Regions from separate parts of the Homo sapiens genome. Here region 2 is linked to region 1. A link is a loop called in an ENCODE intact Hi-C map of the cell type or tissue named here. Cell type or tissue: heart left ventricle. All regions are shown on one strand. Links, peaks and the distances in the headings refer to the core of each region. The heading gives the core; the rest is flanking DNA.

Region 1 (8,670 bases), core at 3,923-6,422:
TTTATTTCACTTAACATAATGACCTCTAGTTCCATTTATGTTGTTGCAAATGACAGGATCTCATTCTTTTTTTATGGCTGAATAGTACACCATTGCACATATGTACCATGTTTTCTTTATCTATTAATCTGTTGATGGAAACAGGTTGCTTGCAAATCTTGGCTATTGTGAACAATGCTGCAATAAACATGGAAGTGCAGATATCTCTTTTATATACTGATTTCTTTGGGGTATATACCTAGCAGTGGGATTGCTGGATTATATAAAGGTTCTATTTATAGTCTAGTGAAGAACCTCCAAACTGTTCTCCATAATGGTTGTACTAATTTACATTCTCACTAACAATGTATGAGGGTTCCTTTTCTCCACATCTTTGCCAGAATTTGTTATTGCCTGTCTTTTGGATATAAGCCATTTTAACTGGAGTAAGATAATATCTCATTATAGTTTTGATTTGCAGTTCTCTGATGGTCAGCGATGTTGACCCCCTTTTCATACACCTGTTTATCACTTGTATGTCTTCTTTTGAGAAATATCTATTTGGATATTTTGCCCATTTTTGAACTGGATTGTTAGATTTTTTTTGTATAGAGTTGTTTGAGCTCCTTGTATATTCTGGTTACTAATCCCTTGTCAGATGGATAGTTTGCAAATATTTTCTCCCATTCTATGGATTATCTCTTCAGTTTCTTGATTCTTTCCTTGTCTGTGCAGAAGCTTTTTAACTTGATGTGATCCCCTTTGTCCATTTCTGCTTTGTTTGCCTGTGCTTGTGGAGTTTTACTCAAGAAATCTGTGCCCCAACTCCAATGTCCTGGAGAGTTTCCCCAATGTTTTATTGTAGTAATTTCATAGTTTGGGTATTAAATTTAAGTCTTTAATCCATTTTAGTTTGATTTTTTATATGGCAAGATGGGGTCTAGTATTGTTCTTCTTCAGATGGATATTCAGTTTTCCCACATGTTTATTGAAGAGATTATCCTTTCACCAATGTATGTTCTTGGCACCTTTGTCCAAAACGAGGTCATTGTAAATGTATGGGTTTGTTTCCAGGTTCTCTATTCTGTTTAATTGGTCTATGTGTCTGTTTTTATGCCAGTACCATGCTGCCTTGGTTACTATAACTCTGCAATAATTTGAAATCAAGTGAAGTAATTCTTCCAGTTTTGCTCCTTTTGCTCAGGATAACTGGCTATTTGGCTATTTTGGGTCTTTTGTGGTTCCATATAAATTTTAGGATTGTTTTTTCTATTTCTCTGAGAAATGTCATTGGTATTTTGATAGGGATGGCATTAAATCTATAGATTACTTTGGTTAGTATGGACATTTTAACAATATTGATTCTTCCAAACTGTAAAAATGGAATATCTTTACACTTTTTGTGTGTCCTCTTCAATTTCTTGCATCAATTATAGAAATATCTCACTTATTTTATTACATTAATTCCTAGGTATTTAATTTCATTTGTAGCTATTGTAAATGTGATTACTTTCTTGATTTCTTTTTTGGATTGTTCACTGTTGGCATATAGAAAAGGTACTCATTTTTGTATGTTACTTTTGTATCCTGCAACTTTACTGCATTGGTTTCTCAGTTCTAATAGTTTTTTGGTGGACTCGTTAGGTTTTCCCAAATATAATAATATCTGCAAACAAGGATAATTTGGCTTCTTCCTTTCCAATTTGGTTTCCCTTTCTTTCTTTCTCTTGTCTGATTGCTCTAATTAGGACTTCTAGTACTATGTGGAATAACAGTGGTGAGAATGGGCATCCTTGTCATGTTGCAGATCAGAAAGGAAAGGCCTCCAGCTTTTCTCCATTCAGTGTGAAGCTAGCTGTGCATTTGTCGTATATGGCTTGCATTGTGTGTTGAGTTATGTTCTTCTACATCCAATTTTTGAGGGTATTTATCATGAAGGGATGTTTAATTTTATAAACTGTTTTTTCAGCATCAGTTGAAATGATCACATGGTTTTTATTCTTCATTCTGTTGATATGATGTATCACATTGATTGCCAGTGTGAATCAATCTTTGCCAGATCTTTGCCAGATTTTGGCAAAGTTTTTTCAGCATCAGTTGAAATGATCACGTGGTTTTTATTCTTCATTCTGTTGATATGATGTATCACACTGATTGATTTGCATATGTTAAACCATCCTTGCATCCCTGGGATAAATCATCCTTGATTATGATGAATTATCTTGTTAATGTGTTGTTGAATTTGATTTGCTAATATTTTGCTAAGGGTTTTGCATCAATTTTCATGGGAATATTGGTCTGTAGGTTTATTTTTCTGATGTGTTTTTATCTGGTTTTGGTATCAGGGTAAAAGTGGCCTTATAGAATGAGTTTGAAAGTATTCTTTCCTCCTCTTTTTTCAGAATAGTCTGAGTAGTATTGGTATGAATTATTTAAATGTTTGTTAATATTCTGCAGTGAAACCATCAGGTCCAGGGCTTTTCTTTGCTGGGAGACTTTTTATTATGGCTCCTATCTTGTTATTTGTTATTAGTCTGTTCAAGTTTTGAATTTCTTCATGGTACAATCTTAGTAGATTGTATGTGTCCAGCAATGTATCTGTTTCTAGGTTTTCCCACTTATTGGCATATAGTTGCTCACAGTAGCCTCTAATGATCACTTGAATTTCTGAAGTGTCAGTTGTAATGTCTCATTTTTCATCTCTGGTTTTATTTATTTGGGTCTTCTCTTTTTTTCTTCATCTGGCTAAAAGTTTGTCAATTTTGTTTATCTCTTCAAAAAACAACTTTTAATTTTGTTTATCTTTTTTATTGTTCTATTTATTTCAACTTCATTTATTTCTGCTCTGATCTTTATTATTTCTTTTATTCTACTAATTTTGAGTTCTATTTGCCCTTGCTTTTCTAGTTTTTAAGATGCACCATTAGGTTGTTTATTCGAAGTTTTTCTTCTTTCCTGATGTAGGCACTTACAGCTATAAATTTTCCCTCTTAGTACTGTTTTTGCTATATCCCATAGGTTTTGGTACGTTATATTGCCATTATGATTTGCTTCAAGACATTTTTCAATTTCCTTCTTAATTTCTTCATTGACACACTGGCCATTCTGGAGCATATTGTTTAATTTCCATGTGTTTGTATAGTTTCCAAAGTTTCTCTTGTTATTGATTTGTAGCATTATGTCATTGTGGTCAGAGAAGATGCTTGATATCATTTCAATTTTTTTAATGTTTTAAGACTTGTTTTGTGACCTTATATGTGGTGTATCCTTGAGAATGATCTTTGCGCTGAGGAGAAGGATGTGTATTCTGCAGCTGTTGGATAAAATGTTGGGTAAATGTCTACTAGGTTCATTTGGTCTATAGTGTAGATTAAGTCCAATGTTTCTTTGTTGATTTTGTCTGGAAGATCTAATGCTAAAAGACAGGTGTTGAAGTCTCCAGCTATGATTGTATTGGGGCCTCTCTCTCTCTTTAGTTCTAATAATATTTGCTTTATATAGCTGGGTGTTCCAGTGTTGGGTGCATATGTATTTAAAATTGTTATATACTCTTATGGATTGACCCCTTTATTGTTATATGATATCCTTTGTGTCTTCTTACAGTTTTTGTCTTAAAGTCTATTTTGTCTGATATAAGTATAGCTACTTCTGCTCTTTTTTGGTTTCTACTTGCATGGAATATCTTTTTCCATCCCTTTATTTTCAGTCTATGTGTTCTTTATAGATGAAGTGTTTTCCTTGTAGACAGTAGGGCATTGGGTATTGTGTTTTTCATCCATTCAGCCACTCTTTGCGTTTTGATTAGAGTTTAGTCCATTTACTAATGTCACCATGTACCAATGTTATTATTGATAAGTAAGAATATACTCCTGCCACTTTGTTATTTTTCTGGTTGTCTTGTGGTCTTCTTTTCCTTCTTTCCTTCCTTCATTTCTTTTTTTTAGTGAAGGTGACTTTGTCTGGTGGTGTGATTTAATTTCTTGATTTTCATTTTTTTTGTGTGTATCTGTCATATGTTTTTTGATTTGAGGTTACCATGAGGCTTGCAAATACTATCTTAGAACCAACTATTTTAAGCTAATAACAACACTGCATAAACAAACAAGCAAACAATCAAAAAGTAATAAAAATGCTACACTTTAACTTCATCCTCTCTCTTTTTAACTTTTTTTTTGTTCTAGTTACACTTACTGTATGTAACGTCTATTTCTTGAAAACTGTTTGTAGCAATTTATTTTGATTGGTTAATCTTGTAGTCTTTATATTTAAGATATGAGTAGTTTACACACCACAATTACACTGTTACAATATTCTGTGTTTTTCTGTGTATTTACTAATAGCAGTGAGTTTTGTACCTTCAGATGATTTCTTATTGCTCATTAACATCCTTTTCTTTCAGACTGAAGAACTCCCTTTGGCATTTCTCACAGGACAGGTCTGGTGTTGATGAAATCCCTCAGCTTTTATCTGTCTGGGAAAGTCTTTCTTTCTCTTTCATGCTTGAAGAATATTTTCACTGGATATATTATTCTAGGATATAAGATTTTTCCTTCAGCACTTTAAATATGTCATGCCACTCTCTCCTGGCTTGTATGATTTCCACTAGAAAGTCGGCTGCCAAATGTATTAGAGCTGTATTAAATGTTATTTATTTTCTCCTGCTGCTTTAGGATACTTTCTTTACCCTTGACTTTTGAGTGCTTGCTAATTAAATGTCTTGATGTAGTCTTCTTTGGGTTAAATCTGCTTGATGTTCTATAGCCTTCTTGTACTTGAATGTTGATATATTTCTGTACATTTGCAAAATTTTCTGTTATTACCCTGTTGAACAAAACTTTCTACCCCTATCTCTTTTTCCACCTCCTCTTTAAGACCACTAACTCCTAGATTTGCCTTTGGAGGTTATTTTCTAAATCTTTCAGGCATGCTGCATTCTTTCTTACTCTGCTTTCTTTTGTCTTCTCTGACTGTGTATTTTCAAATAGCCTGTCTTCAAGTTCACCTAATTGTTTCTTCCATTTGATCAAGTCTACTGTTAAGAGACTCAGGCATCCTTCGGATGTCAATTGCAATTTTCAACTCCAGAATTTCTGCTTGATTCTTTGTAATTATTTCAGTCTCTTTGTTAGGTTTATCCGATGGAATTCTGAATTCCTCTGCTGTGTTATCTTGAGTTCCATTGAGTTTCCTCAAAACAGCTATTTTGAATTCTCTGTCTGAAAGATCACATAATCTGTTTCTCCATGATTGATCACTGATAACCTTATTAAGTTCGTTTAGTGAGATCACGTTTTCCTGGAAGGTCTTGATGTTTGTGGATGTTTGTCAATGTCTGGGCATTCAAGAGCTTGGCATTTATTGTAGTCCTGACAACCCGCATTTGTTTGTACTCATTGTTCTTGGGAAGGCTTTCCAGAGATTTGAAGGCACTTGGGTGTTATGATCTAAGCTTTTGGTCATGTAGCCATATCTGCATTAGGGGGCACCCCAAGCCTAATAACGTTGTGGTTCTTGCAGACTCATAGAGGTACTGCCTTTGTGGTCTTGGATAAGATCCAGAATAATTCTCTGGATTACCAGGCGGAGACTCTTGTTCTTTTCCCTAACTTCCACCAGACAAAGTCTCTCTCTGTGCTGAGCTGCCTGAAGCTGGGAAAGGTGACACAGGCACCTCTGTGGCCACCACCAGTGGGAGTGTGCTGGGTCAGACCTGAGGCCACCACAGTGCTTGGTCTCACCTAGGACTGGTGTAACCACTGCCCAGCTACCACCAATATTCACTCAAGGCCCTAGGGCTCTACAATCAGCAGCTGCAAAAGCAAGCTTAGGCTTCTGTCCTTCCCTTTAGGGTGGCAAGATCACCTCAGTCTCAGGCAGGTCCAGAGATGTCATTCAGGAGCCAGGGCCTGGAGTCAGAAACCTTAGGAATCTACTCAGTACTCTGTTCTACCATGGCTGAGCTGGCACCTAAACCAAAAGACAAAGTCTTTCCCACTCCTGCCCTCCCCTTTCTGCACACAAAGGACTCTCCCTGTGTCCACCGCCATCCCAGGCCTGTGGTGAATATTGCCTGGCTACTGCCAATGTTCACTCAAGGCTAAGGGCTCTTTAGTCAGCTTGTGGTGAATGCTGTCAGGCCTGGGACTCTTCCTTCAGGACAGTGGGCTCCTTGCTGGCCCAGGGCAGTCCAGAAATGCTGTCTGAGAGCCAACTTCTGGAACTGGGGACCCTGAGATCCTACTTGGTGCTCCATCCCACTGTGGCTGAGCTGGTGGTACCTGAGGTGCAAGACAATGTCTCCATTACTCTTCACTCTCCTTTTTCAAGCAGGAGTCTCTTCCATAGACATCACAGCTGGAAATGTGCTGAGTCATATCTGAAGCCAGGATGTTTCTGAGTCTCACCCAGGGCCCACAGTGAGTACTGTCTGGGGGCTGCTGTTGATTATTCAGGGCTCAAGGGCTCTCTCTCTCTAGTCAGCAGGTGATGAATCCTGCCAGGACTGGGTTCTTCCCTTCAAGGCAGTGGGTTCCCTTCTGGCCCAGGGTATATCTAGAAATTTTGCCCAGAAGCCAGGGCCTGGAATGGGGGCCTCAGGACTCTGTTGGGTGCCCCATCCTACTGTGGCTGAGCTGATATCCAAGTTGCAAGACAAAGTCCTCTTTACTCTCCCCTCTCCTCACCTCAAGAAAAAAATAAATAAAAAGGAATCTCTCCCAGAGGTTTGAGCTGAGCTGCCTGGAGTTGGGGTAGGGAGGGGTGGCACAAGCGCTCCCTTGGCTGCCCCAGCTGGTGTCTCCCTAGGTTGCATGCTTCCCAAGTCCACTGACTGTGAGCCCTGGACTTGCCCAGGATTTGCAGTTCTGGTGACCCAGACTGCCTTTCAGGTTGATTCAGAACCCCAGAACACTTTAGCCCATGGTGGCAAGGCTTGTTGGAACTCGGGTTCTCACCACTGGGATAGGTGATTCCCCTCTGGCTAGGGCTGGTCTAACTGCTCCCTCTGTGGACACAGGCTGAGTTCTGCCCAGTTTTGCTTTCCACTGTGACAGGGCAGCACTGTGTTCCAATGCAAAGTCCTGTAGTCACTGCACTCTCCCTCCCCCAAGTGCATGGATTCTCTCTCCATGCCACATGCCCACTGCCAGGTAATAGGGGAGGGATGGTGTCAGCAATTCAAAACTGTCTTTCCTACCCTCTTCAGTGCCTCCTTCAGTGACGTGAAATTAAAAAGAGGTAGTGTGATCGCTCCTGTGACTTTTGGTTTTTATGAAGGTGCTTTTTTGTGTGGACAGTTGTTTCTATCCAGAGTAATTTGGTGTTTCTGCAGGGAGGATGATCAGTGGAGGCTTCCATTCACCCATCTTCTCCTGCCTCCTCTCCTAATCACCTCTTAAATTCATGAGGAGATTCAAGTGGGCCTTTAGTGAGGTCAGGCACAACCACCCATGAAGCCCTGTTTTACTCACTTTCCCATTCCTCCTAGATGACTATTTCACCTGACTTTCAGCTTAATGACGTGGCTTCCTGCTTGACGTGGAAAGTGGAAGCACTCAGAGGAAGATGGCCAGACTCCCCACACCACATTTTCCTTCTTACAGTCGTCTATGTTGACACATTCTGCCTTCCATCTACAGGCATTCCTTGGAGATATTGCAGGTTCAGTTCCAGACCACCACAATAAAACAAATGTCCCAATAAAGTGAGTCATATGAATTTTCTGCTTTCCAAGTGCATATAGAAATTATGTTTGCACTATAATGTAGTCTATTAAGTGTGCAATAACATATGTTTAAAAAATGTACATACAGTAATTAAAAATACTTTTTTGATAAAAAATGCTAACGATCATCTGAGCCTTCAGCAAGTTGTAATCTTTTTGCTGGTGAAGGGTCTTGCTTCTATGTTGATGGCTGTTGATTGATCATGAGGGTGGTTGCTGAAGGCTGGGCTGGCTGTGGAAATTTCTTAAAATGAGACAACAGTGAAGTTTGCTGCATCGATTGACTCTCTCTTTCATGAAAGATTTCTCTGAAGCATGCAATACTGTTTGATAACATTTTACCCAGAGAACCTCTTTCAAAATTGGAATCAATCCCCTCAAACCCTGCTACTGCTTTATCAAATAAGTTTATGCAATATTCTAAGTCTTTTGTGGTTGTTTCAATAATAGTCACAGCATCTTTGCCAGGAGTAGATTCCCTCTCAAGAGACCACTTTCTGTGCTCATTCGTAAGAAGCAGCTCCTCAACTGCTAAAGTTTGATCATGACATTGAAGCAATTCAGTCGCATCTTCGGGCTCCACTTCGAATTCCAGTTCTCCCACTATTTTCACCATATCTGCCATTACTTCCTTCGCTGAAGCCTTGAATCCCTCAAAGTCATCCATGAGTTTTGGAATCAACTTCAAAACTCCAGTTAATGTTGATACTTTAACCTCTTTCCATGAATCACAAGTGTTCTTAATGACATCTAGATGGGTGAATCCTTTCCAGAAGGCTTCGAATTTGCTTTGCCCAGATCCATCACAGTAATCACTATCTATAGCAGCTATAGCCTTATGAAAACATTTCTTAAATAATAAGACTTGAAAGTCAAAATTACCCTTTGATCCATGGGCTGCAGATTGATGCTGTGTTAGCAGGCATGAAGACATTAGTCTCCTTGTACATCTCCACATCTCCATCAGA
Region 2 (8,670 bases), core at 2,501-5,000, 370 kb after region 1:
TAAAATCCTGTCATTTGTAGCAACATGGATGGAACTGGGGATCATTATGTTAAGTGAAATAAGTCAGGCACAGAAAGACAAATATCACATGTTCTCATTTATATGTGTGATGTGGTTTAGCTGTGTGTCCCCAACCAAATATCATCTTGAATTGCAATACCCCAGGTGTTAAGGGAGGAACCTGATGGGAAGTGATTGAATTAGGGGACAGTTTTCCCCATGCCATTCTTGTGATACTGAGTGAATTCTCATGAGCTCTGATGGTTTTACAAATGGTAGTTTCTCCTGCACTCTCACACACGTTTCTCTCTCCTGCCACCATGTGAAGAAGGTCCTTGCTTCCCCTTCACCTTCCACCATGATTGTAAGTTTCCTGAGGCCCCCCAAGCCATGTGGAACTGTGAGTCAATGAAACCTCTTTCTTTTATAAATTACCCAGTCTCAGGAAGTTCTTCATAGTAGTGTGCGAATGGACTAATACAATGTGGAAGCTAAAAAAAGTGGATCTTAGGGAGGCAGAGAGTAGAATGATATTTACCAGAGGGTGGGGAAACACGGGGAGGAAGATAGGTTGGTTAATGGATACAAACATACTGTGATGGTTAATACTGAGTGTCAACTTGATTGGATTGAAGGATACAAAGTATTGATCCTGGGTGTGTCTCTGAGGGTGTTGCCAAAAGAGATTAACATTTGAGTCAGTGGTCTGAGGAAGGGAGATCCACCCTTAGTCTGCTGGGCACCATCTAATCGCAGCCATCGAATATAAAGCAGGCAGAAAAACGGGAAAAGGAGAGACTAGCTTAGCCTCCCAGCCTACATTTTTCTCCTGTGCTGGATGCTTCCTGTCCTCAAACATCGAACTCCAAGTTCTTCAGTTTTGAGACTCGGACTGGCTCTCCTATCTCCTTAAGCTTGCAGACAGCCTATTGTGGGAACTTGTGATGGTGTAAGTTAATACTTAATAAACTCATATATATATATATATCATATATATGATATATATATGAGTTTATACATATATCATATATATGATATATATATGAGTTTATATATATATCATATATATGATATATATGAGTTTATATATATATCATATATATGATATATATATGAGTCTATATATATATATATCCTGTTAGATCTGTCGCTCTAGAGAACCGTAATACATATACAGTTCTCGTGTTCAATAGCACAGTTGATTGACTACAGTTAACAATAATCTATTGTATATTTCAAAATAGCTAGAAGATTTGAAATGTTCCCAACACAAAGAAATGATACATGTTCAAGGTGATGAATATCCTAAATACCCCAATTTGATCATTACACATTGTGTGCATATATCAAAATATCACATGTACACCATAATTATGTACAAATATCATAAAATGTACATATGCAGGTAAATATTTTGCCCTTAGCTTCAACGGATATAAAATTACTCTATCAAGTTGCTACAAAAGTTTCTAAACACTCTCCATTTCAGCACTTATCTCACCACAGAAAGTAACAAAGAGTTCTTGGACTGGCATAGCCCGTGAACTACCTGGAATTGTGCTGCCCCGGACTGAGGGTCAGCAAACTCCTGCCCAAGGGCAGGCCAAATCCATCATCTTGTCATTTAAGTATTGTCTGAGGCTGCCTTTGGGCTTTCGTGCTACAAAAGCAGACTTGAAACAACCACTTACTAAATGGCCTTTTATTGAAAAATGTTTGCCAACTCCTGCCCTAGTCTACTTCAAAAACACTGCCCACCCATCTCAGTACCTCCAGTCTTCCCAAAGCCACAGCTGCTTACCTCCTCCAGTAACCATGAGAGAATTTCTTCAATAACGACAAGAAGATAGTATTTACCAAGTAGATCAGCTTCCTAGGGCTGCTGTAACAAATTACAGCAAAGGGTGGCTTAAAAACAGAAATTTCGTTTCCCACAGTTCTCAAGGCCAGAAGTCCAAAATCAAGGTGTAGAGATGGCTGTACTTCCTCCAAAAGCTCTAAGGGAAACACCTTCCTTCCCTCTTCCAGTTTCTGGTAGCTCCTGGTATTTCTTGGCTTCTCCCTGCATCACCCCAATCTCTGCCTCCATCTCCACATGGCCCTCTTGTCTATGTCTGTGTCTTCTCTTCTAAGTCCGCCTGCCATTGGACTTAGGGCCTATCTGGATAATCCAGGATGATCTCATCTCAAGATCTTTAAATTGATTACATCTATGAAGACCCTTTCTCCAAATTAGGTCACATTCGCAGGTTCCAAAAGTTGCAACATTGATACTATGGTTTGAATGTTTGCCCCCTCCAAAACTCGTGTTGAAACTTAATCCCCAATGTAATATTGTTAAAATGAGAGGCCTTTAAGAAGTAACACCAACATGGTACATGTACACATATGTAACAAACCTGCACGTTGTGCACATGTACCTTAAAACTTAAAGTATAATAATAATAAAATTTAAAAAAAAGAAGTAATTGGATCATGAGGGCTCTGCTCCAAGTCATTAACGGGTTAATGAATTAATGGGTTATCACTGGAGTGAACCTGTTAAAAAGCCAGTTTGGCTCTCAGTGAGCCTCTCTTGCCCTGTGATGCCTTCACCATGTTATGACACAGCCCAAGGCCCTCTCCAGAAGCCAACCAGATGCAGCCACCTGATTTGGACTTCCCAGCCTCCGTAACTATAAGAAATAAATTTATTTTCTTTATAAACTACCCAGTCTCCATTATTCAGTTACAGCAACAGAAAATGGACTAAGACGGTGGACATATCTTCTGGGTGGGGGCACGGTTCAAGCCACGACACTGAGTGTTTACTCTGTACCAGACGGTGTTCTCATTCTCTAATCTCAACCTCACAGCACCTTTATGTGGAAAACACTGTCCTCATTTTACAAATGAGTAAATCAAGTCCCCAAGAAGAATCCACATATAATTTTCCAAGGATTACACAATGAGACAGAGGTAGGATTCAGGCCCATACCCATAACCACTGCAACCTGCAGCCCTGAGGGTCTTGGGAGCATTCACTGGGTGCTCTGCGTGTGTCAAGCAGCAGTCTCAGCACTCTGCACATATCATGGCCCCTTAATTCTCATAATAAATATGGGAGATTGCCGTTATTATTATTATTATTACTTTATAGAGGAGAAAATAGAGATTTAGTCTTAAAGACTAAGATCACCCAGCTAATCAGTGGCAACATTAGGGCTTGAACCTAGGTCTATTGGAAAACAAAGCCAGACTCATTTCTACGACACTAAGCAAAACTTTGTATAACAGCAGGGCAATTCCCAAACTCAAACTCCATCAGCCTCAGAGAGTAAGCCCATGAAGTTATCATGAGCCACTGAGATTGTCACCTCCTATCCTTGCTGAGTGAGTCCTGACGGGCCTCAGGGCCCCAGGCTCCCTTGGTCCTGTGGCTCAGACTTCACCAGGCCTTCAGGTCTTGCGAATCCAGCCAGAAGATGGGGAAGAGGGGAGGAGAGTGACACACTCACTTCTTAACTTGCCTTGGAGGTGACAATGCACTCTTTTTCACATTCCATTGGCCAGAACTAGACACATGCAAGGGAGGCTGGGGCACTCTACATCATGGAAGGAGGCCCCCAAATTTTAAGCAGACAACTAGTCACCTCCCTATATTAAAAAGCTATTTTATAAAACCTTCGAAATTCTCAGGGTTTTGGCACATAGCAGTAATTCAGTAATTTTTTGAATGAATGATTGAAGCTAACTGGGGAAAAATAAAGCTGGCTCCACAAGCTGGACAGCAGAGCTACCGGAGCAGTAAGTCCGCAGTGGTCAGGTGTAGTGCAAAGTACTACTGGCCTCTATGACCCTTTCCTACAAATGACTAAAAGGCACCTCTTCTTTAAGACTTCCGTCTATCATAAAATCATCACACTCTACTGATTTTTGTTAGAACAAGGCAATTTACTGCCATCTGCTGGAAATGTAACATACACAAATCCGCAATGTCTGTAATGTGAGTGGTAACTGCCGGCAATGGGCACCATTGTGCAATGCACAACCTGCACAACTGTACAGAGCAGCTCTGAGTGCTGATGGTAAGACCAGAGGAGCAACAGAGGAAAGTGAGGTCCTCACTGTGTGGATAAGAGTCCTCTGCATGTGGGGAGACCGCAGGATGGACCCAATGGTGCTGATACTGGCTCCTTGTATTTTGCTTGCTGGTGGAGGAAAGATCTGGGGGCCAAGGCAGGGGCACAGGCCTCCTCCGTCATCAGGAGGGACAAACACCTCTTCTGTACAGGCCTGGGTCTCAAAGGCCAATTCAATAGAGTTCATAAGGAAGGCAGAAACTTTATGGTTCTCAGTCTTGCTGACAAGCCAAGAATGTAAATTGCCTGAGAGCAGGGGCCACTTCCACAACATAGGGTCAGTCAGATGCCCCAAGAAGCTCCCAGACTCACACCCCTGGAGTGGGCCTTGTCCTGAGCCAGGAGGGCAGCCTGGCCAGTGGATCACTCCCACCGGGTGGGACACATTGGTTTCAAGGGATTGTGCCATACTGGGCTCCCGGAATGGTGCTGATGTGCTGACTTGGGAGGATTGCTCACGGCAGACACGGGACAAGCTCAGGGCTCTGAGCCCCTGCAGAGCCCCTTTTGACTCTGGGACAAGAGTCGAGTGTGTGGGTCTGTGCATGGCACTCACCCGTCTGTTCTAATTACAGGGCCACCTCGGGGCCACAGTGCTTGTGGAGCTCGGGTGGTGGAAAGCATCCTTAACCCTGGCAAGCAAGGAGGTTACCCCAACTCCTTTGCAGGCTCTGTGTTGCACCCCGCTTCCAAGACTTTCCAGACCAGCAGCCATGGGGCTTTGGGATTGATCTCCTCTCCCATTTCCAATTGATGCGGTGATATCACACTCATCACACCTAGAACAATTTTTTTCTTACATTGTTTTACCCCTTTTAAATAAGCTTTATTTTTTGTATCAGCTTTACGTTTACAACAAAATTGAGCAGATACTAGAGAGAGTTCCCATATTCCCCTACCCCACACAGGTACAGCCTCTCCCACTATCAACCTCCCTGATTTTAAGTTGTTTATTTTGGGGGTTTTGTTTTTTTGAGACAGGATCTCGCTCTGTTGCCTAGGCTAGAGGGCAGTGGCATGATCACAGCTCACTGCAGCCTCAACTTCCTGGGCTCAAGAGATCCCGTCACCTCGGCCTCTTGAGTAGCTGGGACCACAGGACCCGATAGCAACACTATACCTGGCTAACTTTTTTTTAAGAGATGGGGTCTCCCTATTTTGCTGTTCTTGAACTCCTGGGCTCAAGTGATCCTCCTGCCTCAGCCTCCCAAAGTTCTGGGATTGCAGGTGTGAGCCACCATGCCCAGCTAAGTTTTTAATTTTTTTGTTATATTTTTATAAAAGAAAAATAACATCAAGACACTTCATAAATGGGTGCAGAAAATTATAACAACTAAACACTTATATTTAGTCCCATATACACATGTACAATGGCTGGAACAGACAGAATGCTATTTTTACAAACCATCAGGTTCTTGGACAATCCAGGATTTCTCAAGGTTCCCAGATCTCTGAGAATACCTGGTGGATTATCTCTGGGATAACACACAGAAGCTGTCTGCAAACCTTCAGATGGACTTTTTTTTTTTTAACTTTTATCATAAGTTCAGGGGGTATTAGTGCAGATTTGTTATGTAGGTAAACTTGTGTCATATGGGTTTGTTGTACAGATTATTTCATCACCCAGGTATTAAGCCTTCTACCCATTAGTTACTTTTTCTGATCCTCTCTCTCCTCTCGCCCTCCACCCTCCAAAAGCCCCCAGATGAACATTTTTATAGAAGTAACGGGAAATACAGTGGGAATCCTTGAGTTGTATTTTCTAGGGTCAGTCTTAAGCTCCACAGGATGAGGGGAGGATATTTCTTGCACCCACAGCCCACTCCCACCACACCCTGGGCCCCTCATGATTAACATTCAGCAAGATCACATCCTAGGAATGCAGCAATCAGTGTCTAAAAGAAAACGTGGCTGGGAGATGTGCTGCTCTACCTTTATGCTATAAAATCTGTACATTTAACATGGTCAGAAATGAATTCTCACTCACATTTTACTGCTTTCTCTGGGGAAGACTTGCATTTGTGGTCATCATTGACAGAACGCAGTCATCATCTCGAAGAGTGTCTGGAAGCCAGGGTCCCCGACCAGCACAAGGGATGGGACAGTGTCATGAGTAACGGTGTCACCAGCCTTAAGTAAATGGACTGGGGACATTCAGAGGCAAGATGAGCTATGCCATTTCAATGCAAACAGCTTGCAAAGAGCCAAAGAGGTTATGAGTGACAACCTTAACGTAACAACCAGGTGACATGTGGAATTGTTTTGGAATGTTGTCTTTGGCAATAAATACTAGGAAGCTATGGTTTCTAGATCTGAACAGAAAGAGATGGCACCTGGGGAGGAGAACAACTTTCACATGCCTCAATTGGAAAACATGTAAATACATAAGTACCTCTATGCTACTTATTATTCTAAATCCTTATTGATAAATCACTATGCCCCACATGGGCCCATACGTCTTGTCACACATTTATTAATCAAATAATTACTACAGACAGAGACCTCATATAAGAATATTTTCCTGGGATCCCACACAACCTAGGGAAAGCCCAGGTGAGTACCCCAATAAATACTGCTTGAAGGAGATTAGGAAAAGAAATGAATGGGCTCAAATAGGAAAGTTGGAAGAATTCAAGTATATACATCAGGAGGAAAGGGGGGGAGGGAAATGAGTTAATAAAACAAATAAGAATTGATCATATGTTTCACATTTAAAAATAGTTATAATTGACCCGGCGTCTCATATTTTGGATAGAAGAGAAGAAATTCAGCTCCACACCTTGTCAGAAAAATATAGCATTGAGATTCAGAAAATACACACACAGCCGGGGCATTTCCCTTTCCAATAACGTGTTACTAGTTAGAGTCGACATAACCAATAGAAACATTAATATAGGTTTAAACAAGTGTATCTCCTAGGCAGATCCTTAAATTCCTTTAATTTTACATTAGGATATAAAATCGCTCATTCTAATGGGTTAGTAAATGCATATAGTCCTTCAGAAGCCTCATTGATGAAAACACAGCACAGGCAGAGGGAAATAGACTGTTATTTCTGCTCTGGCTGTATTTCCATTTCCTAATAACAGTAATGAACTTGAAGCATCGTATTTGCACACAAATAGGTCTAGATTCCAGTTTGGCTGCAGCTATACAGTTAAGCGTGTCACTGATGTGCACTTCCCAGCCTCAAAACACAATTTAAAGATCACTTTATGGAGAGTCGAATTACAGCAATGTGCTTAAGCATTAGGGCTGTGGTATTTCTAAAAACTGTTGGCAACAGGGCCAAGTTCTATGGCTCATAAAAGTCGATCACAAAGTTCTGAGCTACTGCAGCTCATTGATTGTGGTTATCCTTTAAGTTTCTTAATGTTCCCACCCATGGTATACTGGCACCCATTCCATTTCTCAAGCTTTGACACTGTTCTTTCCTTCCTTCCCCTTCTCCTTGCTCACACGTTTACAAACGACTGCTCTGGGCCATGCCCAGGTAGAGTCGTGCACAGGTCCTACCCTCCAGCAGCTCAGAATGTGCTTAGGCCGACGCGAAAACAAGTAAGTACAATGTGAATATTGATGCGTACCAGTCACCATGAAAACACAGAACGGGGAACACCTGCTGCCGCCCACCTGAACTGAGCCTTCGTGAACATGAGTTCAACAAGCAAACCATGGGATGGGGGGCAAGAAATGGCATTTCCAGCAGATATAAACGAACACAGGTACATTTTAAAACAAAGCAAATGCACCAATGCACAATGTCCTCAGGAAACAGGGGCGTGATAAGCGGGTGGTGTGGCCAGATGGTAAAACAGGGGCGGGGCTGGAAAGTTAAGGCCGGACGCTGAGTGTCCTTTACTACTAAGCTTAAGAGTTCATACTACAGGCACCTGGGGGCCACCAAGAGGTTTTACTGGTCTGGCTGGTTGTTATTGCTGCTGTTGTTGTTGCTTCGAGTAAGCGGAAGAGATGATAGCAGTGTGGAGGACGACTGTGACGGGGTAGAAAGGTGGGTAGTGGAGGCCGGGAGAGCAGCCGAAAGTCTCTCCCTGCACTTAGGCACAAAACCCCGGTTCTGAATGAAGCAACTGCAGGAGAAGAGGTAAGCAGCTGGCTTCAAGTGGTCTGTAAGCAGGGGCTATACCCCGGGCTTGGTGTCCAGATGGATATAAACAGCAAGAAGAAGGTGAAATAACGGCACAAAATTTCCACCCCAAGGAAACAGACAGAAGCTGATGCCAGTCTTTAAAAACTCAGGAATATAAAAGGAAAAACTGTTTAGGAGATCAGAATTAATTTGACTTTGGACGTTACGTTTGCATATCCATAGGGAGAAGCCCACAGGCCACACCGAGGCAGAAGAGACTGTGGGTGTAGAATTTGTGAGGGTCCCAGGGAAAGAGGAGAGGAGGGCTCAACAATCGGGTAGTGGTCGTGTCCAAGGAAGCCGCAGCTGAGACCCTGGAAGGGGAAGCCTGAGTTCAAGTCAGCATGGAGTGCCAACAGGCTAAGCCAAAAAACATCTCGTGCTGTTGGCAAAGGGCTG

The links. Peaks named below come from ENCODE experiments on the same cell type or tissue, not always from the same donor. Only the 100,000 strongest peaks of a DNase experiment are listed, where the experiment ranks them.
Region 2: a loop joins it to region 1, with 3.0 times the contacts of the local background. A loop is called at or near these places in 6 of 110 quality-filtered maps.

What each region holds. Positions count from the first base shown.
Region 1 is chr5:9,769,189-9,777,858 of GRCh38, forward strand. The region is part of intron 4 of LINC02112 (long intergenic non-protein coding RNA 2112); the gene reads right to left. LOC105374649 (a long non-coding RNA gene) reads left to right here. Exons shown (of 3, transcript XR_925776.2): 2 at 6,310-6,395; 3 at 7,466-7,638. It also overlaps a transcript of TAS2R1 not described here. Among named protein-coding and RNA genes, the nearest start is that of LINC02221, 81 kb to the right of the region's middle. RefSeq lists enhancers at 5,448-6,040, 6,183-7,382. In heart left ventricle, for the core only: a CTCF peak has its summit at 5,456 (motif pointing right); no DNase peak of the experiment used is centred there.
Region 2 is chr5:10,142,134-10,150,803 of GRCh38, forward strand. No RefSeq gene overlaps it. Among named protein-coding and RNA genes, the nearest start is that of ATPSCKMT, 100 kb to the right of the region's middle. In heart left ventricle, for the core only: a CTCF peak has its summit at 3,955 (motif pointing left); no DNase peak of the experiment used is centred there.